Regions from separate parts of the Mus musculus genome. Here region 1 is linked to region 2. The links are chromatin loops, found by intact Hi-C in ENCODE. Cell type or tissue: left cerebral cortex. All regions are shown on one strand. Links, peaks and the distances in the headings refer to the core of each region. The heading gives the core; the rest is flanking DNA. Region 1 overlaps Gm39940 (a long non-coding RNA gene). Region 2 has its middle 46 kb from the start of Gm52526.

Region 1 (8,342 bases), core at 297-8,296, 700 kb before region 2:
CAGCCGATACATGTGCAGAGATGAAGAGGGCAAATTACACCCCCTCTGTTGATGACAGGCTTTTTTTCAAAGAAGAACTAGAATGTAGTATGGTGTGTAAGTTGCTTCCCCCAACAATCTTAGTGGGAATTTCAGAAAACTTTGTCCAGCAATTTTCATTTTGAGGTAGATTCTTCCTTATAAAAACCTCAAACTGGCTCCTATTTAACAGAGGGCTTGGAAATCAAAGGAAAACTGATCTAAATTACAGCACAACCCAAACAAAGACACATTTCAATTCCTTCTGTTTCCAAATTCTAATTCCCAAAAAAGAACAGATGCCATAGGCTGATAGCTCATAGCATGGTTTTGGACCTCAGGAGATCGAGGCTCCTCATCTGCCAAGGCATTTTATTGGAATTCAAGGAACATCTTTAAAATCAACCTTTGTAAAATTATGTTATAAAAAGCAGTCCATGCATTTGCCGTTTATAAAAATAATGTTTGTATGGTCAAAAAATATGCAGCTCCAACCTAATTAACTCTGGTTAGCTTCCCAGTTGGATGTGACCCATTTAATGAGAGTTTTTAGGTCTTCAGATTTCATTATGTACACTAGCCCGAACATAAACTTTCTTCTTCCTATTTTAGATTTGATTAAAAATTCTGAGACAGTAAAGTGATTTTTGATTTAGGTAGATTTTAATTAAACTGTGAAATTTGGGAATGTACTTACAAACAACCCTATCTGATCCTTTATTTACTTACCTATCTACTTGTTTGTTTATTATTTTATATGAGTAAGTCTTGCATCAAACTGTCCTTGAACTCACTGTAGCCCAGGCTGGCCTTCTGATGATCTTGCTTCAGCTTGCCAGAGTTGGAATTCCAGGCTTGAGCTATAGTCTTTCCTTTTGTTTCTATGAGGTGCCAGGGCCACTGATTATCCTGCTTTCTTTATATTTTTCAAGAACAGAAGAAGTAATAACCTTCAATGAGTGGTGTGTTTTATGATGGTTTTTGACATTTCATAAGTAACAACTCAAGCTTTTAATGACTTGAACATTTAGAAAAGGTCTTCCAACTCCAGGCTACCATAGATGCTCTTGTCTTTTGCCCAAAACTATCTACTGCACTCCTACTATGTGTAAAGTACAGTGGGAATTTCAATGTCTATGGAGAGTTTAATTTGCAGTCATGTTAAAAAGAAAGGCTGACTAGGAGCATTAGCAGACAAACACGACATAGAGGGACAGGCCATAAACCTTTCGGAAGGATGCAGGTGAGGGAATTAATAGCCCAGTGGGGGTAATCAGAGTACAGATCTGTGCAGACCCATGCAGGTGAAGATACTACAGGTCTTCATTTCAAACAGTGTCTTGATTTCACGTGGCAGAGAAGGTGGCAAGTGTTTCCAGACAGTGCTTTGTAGCTGAAGCTGTGTCAGCAGTGGTGGGGCACTCAAGGTGTGCTGGAGAGGGAAGGTAGCAGTAGATTTAAAGAGCGTGGTTAAAAAGTAAGTGGCAATAGGAAAATAGTTGCACCACGAGTCTAGCCTAAGGCTCTCAAGCATTGTTTGAAGGTGGTAGAGATCAGGAAGGGTAACAGTTTTGAGGGCTTTAAAAATGATTTGCTAGGAGCACCTCAGGGGGTCAAGGGCAATACAGACCAGCACTCTGGCCACAAAAAAACAGGATGCAAAGTTAAATGTATAAAGACAAAATGGAGCTCTGTGGAGTCACCAGTGTGTGTGTGTGTGTGTGTGTGTGTGTGTGTGTGTGTGTGAAAGAGAGAGAGAGAGAGAGAGAGAGAAAGAGAGAGGGAGAGAGAGAGAATGCATATGAGAAAAACAGAGACAGAGTAGACATACAGTGAGAGAGGAGAGGGTGCTAGCTGGCAGATGGCAGGTAGAGAAAGGAAAATGACATACAGAAACAATAGCACACCTGGGTTCACGTTGATTCTTCCAGGAATACTTGGCTTTAGACTCCAGTGTTGAGTGTGAATGGCTGAGAAAGAAGGATCCGGGGAGCAGGTGCTGAGGAAACCAAACATAAAGTTATTTAGTGTTGACACCTTCAGTTGTTTAGGTGACTTAAGCACACCTTTCAGTAAGGGCTCACAGTATACATCTGAAAAGAACATCAACACTCCAGCTCTAGTTTAGAGGCCAGAGACGTCTAATGATGGCTATAACTGCCACAGAGTCACCGTTAGGTGATAAGTGAAGCCAATCCCTCACCCTCACCTATGGTGTGCATGAGTAGATGTCTAAAAAACTACCCTATTTTTTCCTGAGCTGAAGGTACGCAGTTAATTGGCTTTTCTTACACTGTTTCTGCCTACCTCTTCATTCATTTACATAGAAAAATAATTTATCTAATTTTATTCCTGTGTCACTGTTCATGGTAAGTACATTCACATATTATCATCTTACAATATTAATGATTTAAACTGTTTTAGTAAAATACAGCAATCATATAAGTACATGATGTTTTTAATATCTGTAAATTGATTAATTTGTTAAGTGTTTTAAAACATGCTTAACTGGGACAGATTTTCAACACTATTTTCTATCATTTATAGAGAAAGTAGAAATTTATAGAGAAAAATAGAAATAGGTTATAAGCTTGGAAAGTAGGTTTCTTATGAGGAAAACAGTTTTTTGTTTTTTTGCTTTTTTTCAATCTTAATTAAACACAGAAATATAAACTTTTCCAAGATAAGACTTGTTAAATTTGGTGGCAATCAAGTCATTTCTGTTTTATCTTCTCTCTTGGCGTTAGATTTAAGGGTTTCTACAGCAGCCTCCGAAGTTCATCATGTGCCACTTCCTCTCATTTTCTTCCCATTATATCAGGTTTCTATTTTGTGATCTGTGTACCCATGGTTGTTTGAAAAGGGAGACCAGACTTCTAGCTCGTAAACATCACTTCCTCTGTCTCATGAATTTATTTAAATGGCTGATACTTGAGCCCAGGGGATTGTTTATCCTAACACCAAGGAGTCAAGAGTGCTCATTACCCCCACTCCAAGCTATCCATAGGTCAACAACAGGAGGCAAGACGCCTCATGCTCTATTGCTCCAAGCCTCTGTTCTCAGACCTTCACTTCCCAGGCTTTGTCCTTTGAGTAGTCAGTCAGTCATCCATTTTATAAAGTCGAGGGAAATGTATGTCCATAGTCCTGTCAAAAGTGCATTGACTTCTTGGCTCATCTGCTATTCGTGTTCTTCATATTTCTCCCTCATCACAGAACTCATAAAATGACACTGATTTTTTTTTTAACCAACTTGGAGAGTCTGTGTGCCTTCTTACAACAGAGCGAGAACCCACAGTTGTCTAAGAATTTAACAGGAAGACTTTTTGCCAAAGAACAGCTTGCATAGAATCATTTCACTAATGTGAAGAGAAAGTATTCTTAGAAACTCACTGTGCGCTCCTTGCAAGCAGATTTGCAATAGCTTCTGCAATAACTTATATCCTGATGACTTTCTCCATGAGTAGGTGATATTATGATATTATTAAGTTTAGAAAAATTACATGAAACTCTATTCAGCTTCGGAGACTGGTTAATATGACTTAATTCTGAAGTCATTTAACTTTAGCCTATTTTTTTTCCTTACTGGCCAACAGAATGCCCATGATAATTCTTTCTGATTTTAGAAATTTTGCCTTAAAATCTCATTTGCTCTGAGTCAGGGGCATTGAATTGCAGAGGTCTAGAGTTGACAAGGTTAATGGTGTCAGAGCAGATGCCTTATTACCGTGTATCAGCTGTATGCTTGCCCTCTGAGAGAAGCATGCTTACCATGTAGTTTCTCCTGACAGTTTCCCACAATGCAGATCATTTTGAAGGTTATTTCCACCAATACACATGTCATCTCCTATGCCTGGTTCCCACCATGAGAGACTGGCCAATAGACCTAATGGTGTGATCTTGGACTCTTAGGGTTTTTCCCAATTCCTGATTCCCTGATAGAGATATAATTCTCTAGCACAAAGCCTTATAAGAGCAGGAATGAATGCTTTTACATATTAAAGTTTAGGGGAGATAGGGTATCCAGATTTGCCTATTCTCTTGGTTATGATGGGCCAAATGGGATGCTAACTTCCAGTCTGTTTCTTCCACGGGTTAGGACCTCCTGGTCTATTCTCCTGGCTTTTTATGAATCAAAACAAATGATAAAAAAAATTTATTTCACTTATCTCCACAAAATGCTTCATTAGGGTGAATGTCAACTGAAGGTGAATGAGTCTCCATCATTGGCACACAAACCCCAGATCTGTCACAGGTGATTGACTCCATTTGACAAATAAAAGCTTGACAGTGTTAAGCCTTTCTAAACCCCTGAAATGACTCACTACATGTACTTGCCATACTTTTGTGGGCATACCCATCTTCAGACACTCTTATTCTACAGACATATACACACATACACAAGACTTTTTTTAACTTACATTTCAGCCAATTGCCCAATATCCATGCCAGAGTTAGTACTTTCAAGATGCCTATTGAATAGACACATGCATGTATAAAGTTGTGACAACGCATGAGCCTTACCAAGGCTGGTGGGTTCTCGGAATGTTGTACTTCAGACTGAGTTGCTGTATTTTGGAAGGGCAATCTAATATGTCAAAATGATTTTCTTGTTACACACATAAAAATGGAGATCTGAGAGATTTTAAACCATAAAGAACATCAATAGAAGTGTTCGATGAGTCTTTTATCTCTTGCCATCATCTATTTAGTAAATTTGTTTCCCATTGACTTATTTTTTAATGAATGAATGAACAGTAAAAAACCAGGGAAAGGCAATAATACGCTTTCAAATGCCGTTGTGTTTTTAGGCACCTCTTAGCATGTTAGAATATGAGACGTTCTCATCTGAATGAAAGTCTTCCTCAGCCATATTTGGAGGATGGCTTATGTAAGTTTATTATTAGCACTTAAAACATAACAAAGCTACATTATTAGGATGTCCATCTGGAATTTGAATCACATCAGAACATTTATTTTTACGTTCTGTGAGTAAGGACTGAGGTAGGGACAATAGGAGTCCAGAGCACACAGTGGGCCATGGGCTCCACCCTTGGGCTCCTGTGGAACTCAGATTCTGAGCATGCTGAACACTCTGGCTTTGCTCTGAGATTTGATGTGAAGAAAATTCTTGCTGCAACTTTGGAAAGTCAAGAGATTCCTGCTCATTAACCCTCAGCTCTTGTCCTAAATATTTGCTGACCCCTACTTCATCTCTATTCACTGCCCCAAGACTTTTGGATAAAGACCCCCCTCTCCAGTCCCACCCCCAGGCATGCACTTGCCCTTCCACATCTCTGTAGAGAGAGGCGGGAAAAGGAGCTTGTCTGAGCAACCTCGGATTTACTCAGTTTTGTCCCATCTGGGGTTAGTTTGTCATCTTTTAGGGAATCTTGGTTGCACATATATGCACATACTATGGAATTTGATTGCATGTGTGTGTGTGTGTGTGTGTATGTTAGAGAATCTTGATTGCATGCATACTCACATAATAAGGAATCTTCCTTGCATGTATTTTGCTGCACTGTGGAGATGGACTCTTCTTACTGAGCCAAAGCCTCTTCCCCCGGCACAGCTTACATTGGCCTGATGAGGGTTGACAGCTCCCTGAAAGGAAGAGAACCAAATTATCCTCCTTTCCAAGGGAAGACCAAGAAGGGCAACTGTATGTAAACTGAGATGTTTCGAGAGCTCCTCTTCTCCCTCCTTCTCCGGATCCTCTCCCTCCTCTTCTCCTCTTCCTCCTTCTTCTCCTCTTTTTCCCCTTCTCTTCTTCCTGGAGGTAGAACAGACATGACCTATCTGCTTGTTTCTTATTCTAAATACTACTTTGTTAGGAACACCACTGCTATTTGACTTTCTGTGGAGAATATTTAACATACACTGGGATTTATAGAAGATTTTGGAAAATGTCACTTTATTGCATATAAAATACCTTTCACTCATGGAATATGATGGATTTTGTGTAATGAATAATAATAATGAACATTGGATAATTATTATCTTTGCTAATTATTATCATCTTTATCTCATATATATGTATATCTATGATAGAACTTAAATGGTACAATTTATAAGATACACAATTATATATAAGATATAAATATACACATAAATTAAAAACTGCTAAAAAATTTCCTGTCAAATTGGAAATATGGGTAATGTCTGTTGTGGACAATAGACATAGACAGCAAATTCTCCTTTTGATATTTGCAGTGAATCTGAGATCCACATATATTTCCTTCTAAAAGTCAGAGGCTACAGTTTAATCTTGTTTGTATTTTCTTCATTTATTCAAAAAAGCCTCTAAAGGACAAATGTGTTGCAATATATAAAATTTACATTTGCCCTTTAGAGACATTAGATCACAGTTATAATGCAGGTAAAAATACCACCACACAATAATTTGTCAACTTGAAAGGAGTTTTTCTTATCTAAAATGCCTATTGATGCAGTCATGCAAACATGATTACATATCTGAGATTCTTTGCTCTGAGGTTTCTATTAATTACACATAAAGTTGCACATAAATGCCTACTCATTGGTGAAAAGTGATCCATTCATATGGCCATTTCCTTTAGCAGAGAACTGAAGCCACCAGCCATGGTAGTCTACCTAATTGTTCCCAACCTCCACCACAGCATGAATTTTAGTATGGATTATAACTTATTTGAAAAGATATGCCAATGTGCAATGACTGTTGCGAAAATCAGCCTTGGGGTCTCCTCATGTGGAAGCCGAGTGGATGGGAGACTGACACCAGCAAAGCTTTTCGGTTTATATCAAGAAGGGTGACAGGGCACATAAACTGAAGACAAGAGAAGAGTTAAACTGAGTTTTCTCTGGTCCCTACTGCTCGAAGATGACCATTAAAACCCCTTTCATGGCTGCTTTGTTTGTATTTATTGTTTTTTTATTTAGTATACAAAGGACAAGATTATATTCAAACAGTTCCCCGAGACTGAACAGCTTATGATCTGCTTTTGTACCGGATCAATAGCTGCACAGTAACAGTAACCATGACTACAGTTTACCTGCCCAAGGAAAATTACACCCTAGGTGTAATCAAATCTGGAAACTGAATCACAAAACAGGGTCAGCAATCTTTGGAGAATCATAGAGCAAATGACAAAAAATGACAACTTTGTGTTCCTGTAAGGTTCAAAATAGACTAGCCAGCTTCACTTTGCTTTAAGAATTGATCAATATGCAAGTGTTTACTAGGAGATAGGGTCTACTCAGAGAAATGAGGAGTTTCAACAGTGATAATAGCAGCACAAGACAGAAACTGAGTCTGGTTTTACTTCTTCTGAGCCTCATAAGATTGTCTGATCCTTGGCATCTTCATTCAGAAGTAGAAATTGTTGTACAGGAATCACACAGACAGAGAATAAGTAAACACAGGATCAGACCCTGTCATCATCCATTCCCAGAGAATGAGCTCTAACAAACATGCTCTAGCCTTTGATTAATTAATTGTACTTATTTGTGATTAATGGATTCTGTTTGCAAACTTCAGTTTTGTAAAGGTATGTAAAATGTAAAGTTAAGTTTAATAAAATGCTAACTGGAATTTATGGAGCTTTGATTGGTGAATCGTATAAAATATCAGATGAAAATATTATTTCTTTCATTTATATGAATCTTCTCTATCGGTGGGATTAGAAGATTGGTTTATCCTTAGATACTTAGATGGAAATCATTATGAAATGAGAGATAAGTATGATATCATACCAATGGCACTCCTCGGGAAGAGCAATGAGTGTTTGAATTCTGTTTGAGCCAGCAACATGTGTCAAGTCTTTGAATGTGTGTGATAAATACATTGGGGCAAAGTGATTCAATGAAAATTCATCTTAGAGCAAAAAGAATTTCTCAAAGTCTCTTAGAAAGCCTCTTGAAGAGTCATGATGTACATTGGTAAATATTCTGATAGACACTGGTGGATCATGAAACACAAAAGACACTGAATGTAATGTAAACGCTAAGTGCAAGCCAAACAAATAATGACTTTTCACTATTCCAGCACTTTCACTCACAATGTTTATTTGGTACCGAAGGATACATCCAAATGGAAGTACTATGCTGATGTAATCCATAACAATCTGAACTTGCACTTTCAGGACCAAGATATTAGGCTTGTCATAAAGTAATTTCCTTAGGACTAGTTTACACTGATGGGATCACTCAACTTCCTACAGATTTAGCTTTCTCCAACAATTTTTTTTCTTGATCCAGATAAGTTGTGTACTAGCCATACTTTTAGAAACCACAGCTACAATAGACTTTTCAGAGGCAGATTAAACTAAATTGAATGATTGACA
Region 2 (8,342 bases), core at 204-8,203:
GACAGGGTTTTTTTTTCTGCCACTGCAATGTCACAGGGCTTAATGCAGAATTCATCAAACTAAGGCCTACAAGCCATACTGAACCAATAAAGTTTTATTCAAGCACAGCCATCCACTCACACATGTATTACCTCTGATGTACAGTGCAGGCAAGCTCCAGAGAAGAAGTCAATTAAACAAATAATGGGTGGGCCACACAGTCTAAACCAGGTATTATCTATCCCTCCACTAAGGTACAAATTGACCTATGGCTTGAGATGTGTTAAAAAGGAATATGTGCTTGATTATCGTCCTTATCAACCATCTGGAAGAGACCAAAGAAATAATAAAGCTATGATTGCAAAGGTTCAGAACTTGTATTTCTAAATGACTGCATAAAATAGATGCTTCTGTCCCCATGTCCCACTCTCTTGAGACACATAATATGGACAAAAATTATCACTATATTCTTCTCAAGCACTGAGATGAAGGGAGTGGTTGTCACAGTGGCTAACACTAAGAGGCAAAACATACTACTTTATATAAATATGATACTTGAAAAAATGAGCAATTGTAGCCCAGAAAACTCAAGGTCTATAAGACTTACATTAAAAGTTGGAAATGACAGGAGTGAGGGCTGAGATGCACAGATGGCTGCAAACATGATATGAATTGAGGAAGGTTGAAGTTTCAAGCCCACAGGATTTACCCCCTGTTATTGTCCCCAGCCTGACCATTTGTTTGCATTATTATTAAAGGCGGCACTAATTTTGTTGAAGTCTCAAGATCCAAGAAAATCCTTAGTGATCTACATTAGGGGCAGCTTTATTTTATACCATTTTGAAAGGGAATCGATACAAAGAAATCCAAAACATATTTGTCTTCTCTCCAGACATCCATTGTCCTCAGATTACAGGAAATAGTTACGCAAAGGAGGCCAGGTACTACTTGGGAAATGAAGGGCTCCCAATCCTATTCCCTTTTGAGTCTACAGCACAGAAGTGAAATCTTCCAAACAGTATTGAGAGCCTAGTCTCTCCCTTAGACACCGAGGACAAGACACCTGTGTGTCTGCAGGGTCTTCTATCCACCTGCCCTGTTGCCTCCCTTTGACTGTGAGTCACTACCCATGAGAACTCTTCAGAAACATCCAAGATCATCCTTGTTTGTCTTCTCTGCATCAACTGCAGGCAATTAATGCTTAGGGAACATTTGTTCACTGCAGCCCAAGGTGAACTTTACATATCTGTCTCCCCTACCAGGTTCTAGGCTGGGACAATTCGCTGACATGATATCTAGACTACAGAATGTGTTTACTCCGTATTTGTGGGATTGATAAGAAAACTGTAGGCCAGGCCAGTGTTTCCCAAAACCTGGTGAAGAGTTGCAATCACTTAAGAAACACATAAAAATAGTGACTCTCCAGAAGTATGACCACGAACCTGCATCATTCACCCTTTATGTCAGGGAACTGAATTCTGTGTTCTAGGTTAAGTAGGGAACTTTGCAATCCCAGGAACCAATGGTCCTCTCCTCTAGTGGACCCACCAGGGACTCTAAAGAACAGTTGGAGCACATCACAGCCAGCCCAGGAGCCAAGCTGCCTTTTTTTTTGGAGGACCTTGCATATGGCAAGAGTGATGTCGATTTGGGGGCTGAAATAATGGCTCAGAATCACTGCTGTAGGAGGTTTATGTCCTAAGAAATTAAGCAAGAGAATTGATTTACAAAATAAAAAGTATATGTAATAAGTACTAAAATGAAATACTAATATAAGAAAATTGTGAATAAGTATTAAAGATCATACTTTATATATGATCTTTATATTATTTTATGATTATGTATCTGTTTAGTATGTGGGTGACTATATTTCACTGTGTGTGTATGTGTGTGCATGCATGTGTGCGTGCATAGACTCGCACATGTTTGAGCTCACATATCCAAGCCAGGCACAACTTGTAGAAGTCAGTCCTTTGGCCATATGACATCCAGAGATTGAGCTCCGTTCAGCAGGCTTAGGAGCAAGCACCTTTACCCATGGAGACACACAACCAGCCTGCCCAGAGGGTTAAGGTCAAGTCCTGCAGCCAGAGAAGGCTACATAGAGAAAGCAGCACTGCATAAAGATCAGGAAGAAAGGGCTGAAGGAAGAAGCAGGTAAGCAGATCCTTAGAGGGTGGGCATATTTCTTTCAGGTGTAGAAACAAGCAGGAGACCAAATGGCCAAGCATCATCAGTAAGTGACCTAAATGATAGCTAGGAAAGGTCACTCTTTTTGTGTAGGACCTTTCCCACCAGTATAAGATCTTTTTCCTTCTAATGAGATGGGCAGCCTGCAGAAGTCTGAGTAGAGAAGAAACGGGTACCCACTTAGCTTTTAATGGTGCCACTGTAGCTAGCATGTTGGAAATAAAATGAACTGGGGTCAAGATTGGAACAGGGAAATCTTAGAAAAACTCTTGTCTAGTGCATGCTTGAGATGATGTCACATAAGGCCAGAGTTAGCCGAAGGATACAGTGGTGAGTGCTTTAGATCCCAGCAACACTTTAAAGTCCCCGTCAACAGGCCTGGTTTCTAGATCATGGAAGAGGGAGCATGAAGAAAGTTCCAAAGATTGGAGCTGAACAACCAAAACAGGGAAATTCCGTTTGCTGGGATGTGGAAGACAGAAACTGAACTGAGAGGGGTCAGAGGACAGCTAGATTCGCGATTTGATTGAACTGCCAAAGTGGAGAGCCCTTAATGCCTTTCTTTCACTCCGTCTTTCTCTAGCTTTGGCTTCCAGTGTCCTATCTTGAGTTTCTGTCTTCTGAAGAGAGGGTTAAGAACTGCACTTCTGAGGTTGCTCTGCAGCATTTACACATGGAAACCCCCGCATGATGCCACCAACCCCAAGGAGAGCTTTTCCTCTGGCTTTTGGGAACTTGGGAAAGGAAACAAGATTTCAGAGCACCCTCGGGACTCTTGGCCAGAGCAGCGGCACTGGGTAGATTCTTTGCAGGCTAGTCTAGTGCCCTTGCTGGAAACCCGCACAGTTGCTAAGCTCTTGCAAATGGAACCACCCATCATTAAATCATAACCTAAGGGGACACAGAGTTACAACAGATCGCTCATGCCTTACCTCCCTTTGCCCAGAAAGCAAACGCATTAAGAGCAGCCACAGAAACTATGATTTCAACGGCGAGGATCTGAAATCTGTGGATTTCCTCTTTAAGGAAACCAGAATCCATCCTCGCAACCCATCTCCCATATCCAGCTCATCTCAAAACCACCAGTTCTGTCCTCACCACTCCCAGCCATCAAATCCTGGTAGGAACAGCTGTCACCACAAAAGTCGTACTGGGCCAGGACAGCCAGCTGGCTCAGTAATTCACAAACAAACTAACCTTGAATTTTATTTTGAGCAGTAGAGCTAGCTAGCTTCTTGTGTTCTTCAGAGCCATCTCTGTTTTGACTCTTTGATAAACAAACACCAACTCAAATGTCATTTTGGGCTCTATTGTAGGGATTCAAGGCCCGGTATTGACTTCTTTGCTGCAAGTCTTTACATTAAGATACAAAGCAATGGGTTTCTGTATGGCATTTTTATACTCATTTTGTTCTTATTCGTTTCCAGCCTCACCCCCACCCCGGACCCCACCCCTGTCAAAAAAAAGGGGGGGGGGTATATAGTCTTTTGGATTCTCCTTTTATAATGAAAAGCCTTTAAATCTTGAGAAAATGGAGACTTAAGCAACCGAGCTCAAGCCTAGACTCAGATGCTCAGGGAAAGAGGCTTCTAAACTGTTGTTCTACTAACAATTTAGTGATCATTTTTCACGGCGTAGACAGAAGTCATGGGCTAGCAGATGACATAATCTGGTATTTTAAAAGATGTAAGACATCAACAAGTGGATGTATTGCTGCACAGCACCACCTACTGACCAGATGCGGAACAGACATGAATGAGAACGGGATCCAGAGCCCCAGAACCACCGAGAAACCGAAGATGTGGGAAAGAGGGAGAAAAGGAGGAAGGAATGGACAGCTGTTCATAAAATTCTATATTCTACCGATGCAGAAGCTGAGCTCAGAGCATCTGATTATGTTCACAAAGGGGGCAAAGGACCCACAGATGTCCTTAGAGGGGAACCCACTTTCACACTGCCCAAGTTTAAAAACTAATGACTCTTCTGTAATAGTCAAGAATAGATATATAGGTAACAAAACAAAGAGGCCAGAAACTAACCATCACACTGAGTTCACTTATTTTCCCCAGTGCTTCAAAGGCATTTAGACAGAAAAGTTGGTATTCGACACACTGCATTTGACAATTATACAAAATACATATAATTTAATTTCATACTTCATACCTTGTATACAAGTTAAATTAATATCTTCTATCTAAATAAAAATGCAACTATGAAACTTCACAAAGGAAAAAGAAAGAGAAAACTTCTTTGTGGTCTTTGGCTTGGGCTAAGAAGTCTTATTTGTAACAGCAAAAGTCCAATAATTGAAGAGAAAATTGATGGGCAGATAGTATTAATAGTTCAAAAATACTCTTAATCAGCCACTCTTTAATATGACACACACTTCCTTCTGCCACATTATAATGACTGAAATATGTCCTAGTGAGTAGACAGGGTTCACATTCCCCATCATCCTTGAGCACACACTCAGCCTAGATGTTCTGTGCCTCCGGGAATGGTTTCTGCACCAAATGTAATAGAAACCGTTGAGTGCAGCCACAGCCCCTGTTGCTTCCTTTTCAGACATCAGTTCACATTCTCACCTGCCTGTGGGATGAAACCTGCTGCTCATAGTCTCAGCACCAAGGAAAAGAGTTCAGATGTCGCCATCTACAGGCAGAACATGAATTATTTTGGAGTTACCATACCAGGAGTGAGGGTCAACTAAGGCTGAAAGGAGGGAAAAAAAATCACTAAAACCTTTCCTGCCCTGAAGGTCTGTGCTACACTCACATGTGCCACATCCCTATGGCTACTGCTGGTTTTATTCTGGATCCGCTAATTCTTGGATTGCAAAATTTTCACTGATTAATAATTATTTCTTGTATGTCTCTTATGTGATTAAAAAATAAATGTTATGAGGTAGAGACCAGACAGATCAAAGGACCCAACTAGAAGAGAAAGTTTGCCAAGGAGAGGGTGTACTAATATAGTCTTACTGGCCAGTAGCATGAGAATCCTGTCTCTGCATCCCTAGGGAGAAATGCCTGGGAATCACCATGCCAAGCCAGCATTTCTAGTGGTTCTGGGGATCAGAGCTCCCTTCTCTTGCTTGTGATAAAAGCACGTTAGCTACCGAGCCACCTCCCTAGGCTGTTATATGGAGTTTCAGCATCTGAGCATGCAAATATTAGTGCTCTCCTGCTTTATAGGACCTTGCAGCTTATTCCAGCTTTATTACTCTGTGTTTAAGAAATATAAAAGCTCTGAAGAGGTCTGTAGAATTCTGAGCTTGATTTAGTTGATCTTTGAGTATTCCATAAAAATTAATCCAGATAGTACCAAGCACAAAACACTGAGAAAGCCTTTGGATTCTTCCATCCTGAAATGGCATTATTGGTGTGTTCCTACTTATAGCATCAGAGTAGCCAACAACTCAGCTCTGTTAAAATGTTCTCAAATGGGAAAAGGCCCAAATAGGATAGCTCTCGATAATCTTCTTAGCTCTAAAGTTCTATGCACTTTGAGATAGGCTCAGACTCTCCTGACTTCAGAGAGATGCCATTTTATTATTCATTTACGTCCTAGGAACGCTCTCAGTAAAGTAGCTGCAGCAGCTGCCGTGTTATTTTTTGCATAGAGCTTTATTGTTCCTGTAAAAAGGCCACGCACTATGACACAGAATCTTCATCTATATGATGTACTTCAGTAAGTGTTCTCATCAGTCATATAAGTCTGAAAATGTACAAGAAGTGCTTAGCCACTAGCTTAAATTTCAAGGTAAATGAATGCTTCCTTAATCCTCAAACCAAAGGTGAAATGAGGGCTAAAATTTCATACAACAAACTGTGGTTTTGATGTTACATTTTTAAGATAGAGTTTCTACAAATATTATTAAGTTGAATCTTGGCTATGTAGCTAAGATCTTATATCATCTGCAAGTTGGAGATAGAAAGACAGAGCCTTGTTTCTCTCTCTCTCTCTCTCTCTCTCTCTCTCTCTCTCATGTGTGTGTGTGTGTGTGTGTGTGTGTGTGTGTGTGTGTGTGTGTGTGTGTGTAAGTGTGTGTATTCAGAAGACAAGCTGTGGAAGCTGGTTTTCTCCTGATACCACTTGGGCTCCAGGGATGAAATTCCAGTTACCACACTTGGTAGCATGCTTCTCTACCCACTGAGCCATCCTCTGGCCCCCAAACTCATGATGCTTTGCACTTACTTCATTTGTGCCTGAGTTCTTCTTCCCTCTCAGCAACAAAAGTCCTTAGCTCCGACATCACACTCCCTGATTTTCTTTTTCTCCTCCAACTATTCAGTTTGTATCCCTTCTGCCTTGCTTGCTCTTCCTCATTTGTAAACTTTCAGAGGAGCATTTGCTAATAGCCACAAGGCACAGTTTATACTGGGCTGTCTTGAAATACCCTCTGTCAATATTAGTTCAAAACTGTCCCGTTTAGTCTCAGACAGACTCTTGGGACCAGGGCAATAAGCAGCGACACTCTTTGCAAAAATTACAAGAATGGTCTCTAGCTCCCATGATAATATTTTTCCCTTCTGATGCCCCCCAAGCTGATCCACCACAGTCTTCATTGTTCTCAGTTGTCTCCCACAGTCCTACCAGGAAGGCCTTTGAAACCCCACTGACAGTGTTCAACCACTTTCCTAATCCAAAGTCACAAACAGCAGCATGGTCAGGCCTGTCCCTTGGTAAGTCCTTGTATGGTCTTAGTTTCTTGTCTATTGCTATGAGAAGATACCATGACTAAGGCAACTTATAAAAGAAACCGTTTAGTTGGAGACTTGCTTACAGTTTCAAAGGGTTAGTCCATTACTACTATGTCAGGGTGCTGGAGACAAAGCTAGTAGCATACATCCCGATCTGCAAGTTGGAAACAGAAAGAGCTACTGGGCCTGGTGGGGCTTTTTGAAAAATCTCAAGTCCTACCTCCACCTCCTAATCCTTCCCAAAACAGTTCCCACACAGCAGAGAGCAAACTCAAATGCACGAACCAATGAGGGCGATTTTCAATCAAACTACTGTCTCCCCCAAAACATTAAGCAACACCTTTGCCCCTCTTATTTCGAGACAAACTCGCAGGTAGAACTCTATTCTAGGGTCTCTTTGAAGCTGTTCTCCAAAACCATCTGACTTCCTGGTGTCTCTTGAAAGTGGTTCCCTAGTAAACGACATGGGTTCCATCTTCATAGGGATAAAGTGCTCCTGGGTACCCCCACTATGGACACTTGCCTCACTGTGCCTGTCAAACAGTGGCACTGAAACCAATGTTCAAAGGAAATAGCACTGTGGCCAAATATTTTAGCCTTGTCCTCAACCCAAATGACCATAAAGTGTTAGCTAGTCTAATGCTTTCCCCCCTTTGTGTGTTTCCTTTGCCTTCTTCCTACAGCCTTGGGTTAAGCTGGAGGTGGCAATTATAGCACAAGCAAAGGAGAAACAAAGGTGACAGTAATGGCGAAAGGAAACAGCCAAGGAGGATTGGCGAAAGTGTGCAAGTGATCAAATGTGGTTAGTCCTTCAGCAGGGGGATGAGGGGCCAGTCTCCTGAAGTAAAAACTCCACAACATTTTAAGACAATAATTTGCTTAACTGTGATAATTAGTAGACCTAGTTAATCAATTTCATACACATTAGGACATTTTTCCCGAATCTGTCACTCTCTAAAACATTACTCCAAACTGAAATCGCTCCTTTAAAAAATATTTTAAAAGATCTCCTTCGCTCCTTTGCTCTTTCTTTGAACCATTAAAGTTATTATATAGCAAGGAGCAATTTGCAATAATTTACCTCTCCCAAAATAATAATAATAAGGTAGCTATGTACCCTGTGTGTTTGATTTAAGTAAAAGGCTTTCCCTTCCAGGACCTCACGAATGCACAAGGTTCAATTTCTGCAGAGCGCTAATGAACAGGCTGCTCTCCCAGCCCAGGCCCCTGCACAGAATGACTTCATTCAGGGCTACTGCTCGCGCATGGAAAGTGTTGGTTAAAAATCCCACAGAGTTCAGACGACCTTTTGCTAACTTCCCCCGCCTCTTATTTGTCTTTCTGGTCTAAGCCAGGAGTAACATAAATATTCATCAGCTGATGCTGGTAGCTGTGAAGTTATGAATGAGGCCACACGGCTTAGTTCTGACCCCATCCACAATTTGGAAGCTTCTCCCTACAGCTCCCAGG

What was found. Hi-C counts contacts between places; a loop is a spot of excess contacts. Peaks named below come from ENCODE experiments on the same cell type or tissue, not always from the same donor. Only the 100,000 strongest peaks of a DNase experiment are listed, where the experiment ranks them.
Region 1: it touches region 2 in a loop (2.4-fold over the local background); 19 of 42 quality-filtered maps call a loop at or near these places.

What each region holds. Positions count from the first base shown.
Region 1 is chr2:133,780,794-133,789,135 of GRCm38, forward strand. The region is part of intron 1 of Gm39940 (a long non-coding RNA gene); the gene reads left to right. Among named protein-coding and RNA genes, the nearest start is that of Gm39940, 42 kb to the left of the region's middle. In left cerebral cortex, for the core only: no CTCF peak of the experiment used is centred there; a DNase peak (open chromatin) is centred at 3,341.
Region 2 is chr2:134,478,073-134,486,414 of GRCm38, forward strand. No RefSeq gene overlaps it. Among named protein-coding and RNA genes, the nearest start is that of Gm52526, 46 kb to the right of the region's middle. In left cerebral cortex, for the core only: CTCF peaks have their summits at 3,913 (motif pointing left) and 4,828 (motif pointing left); DNase peaks (open chromatin) are centred at 3,897 and 4,813.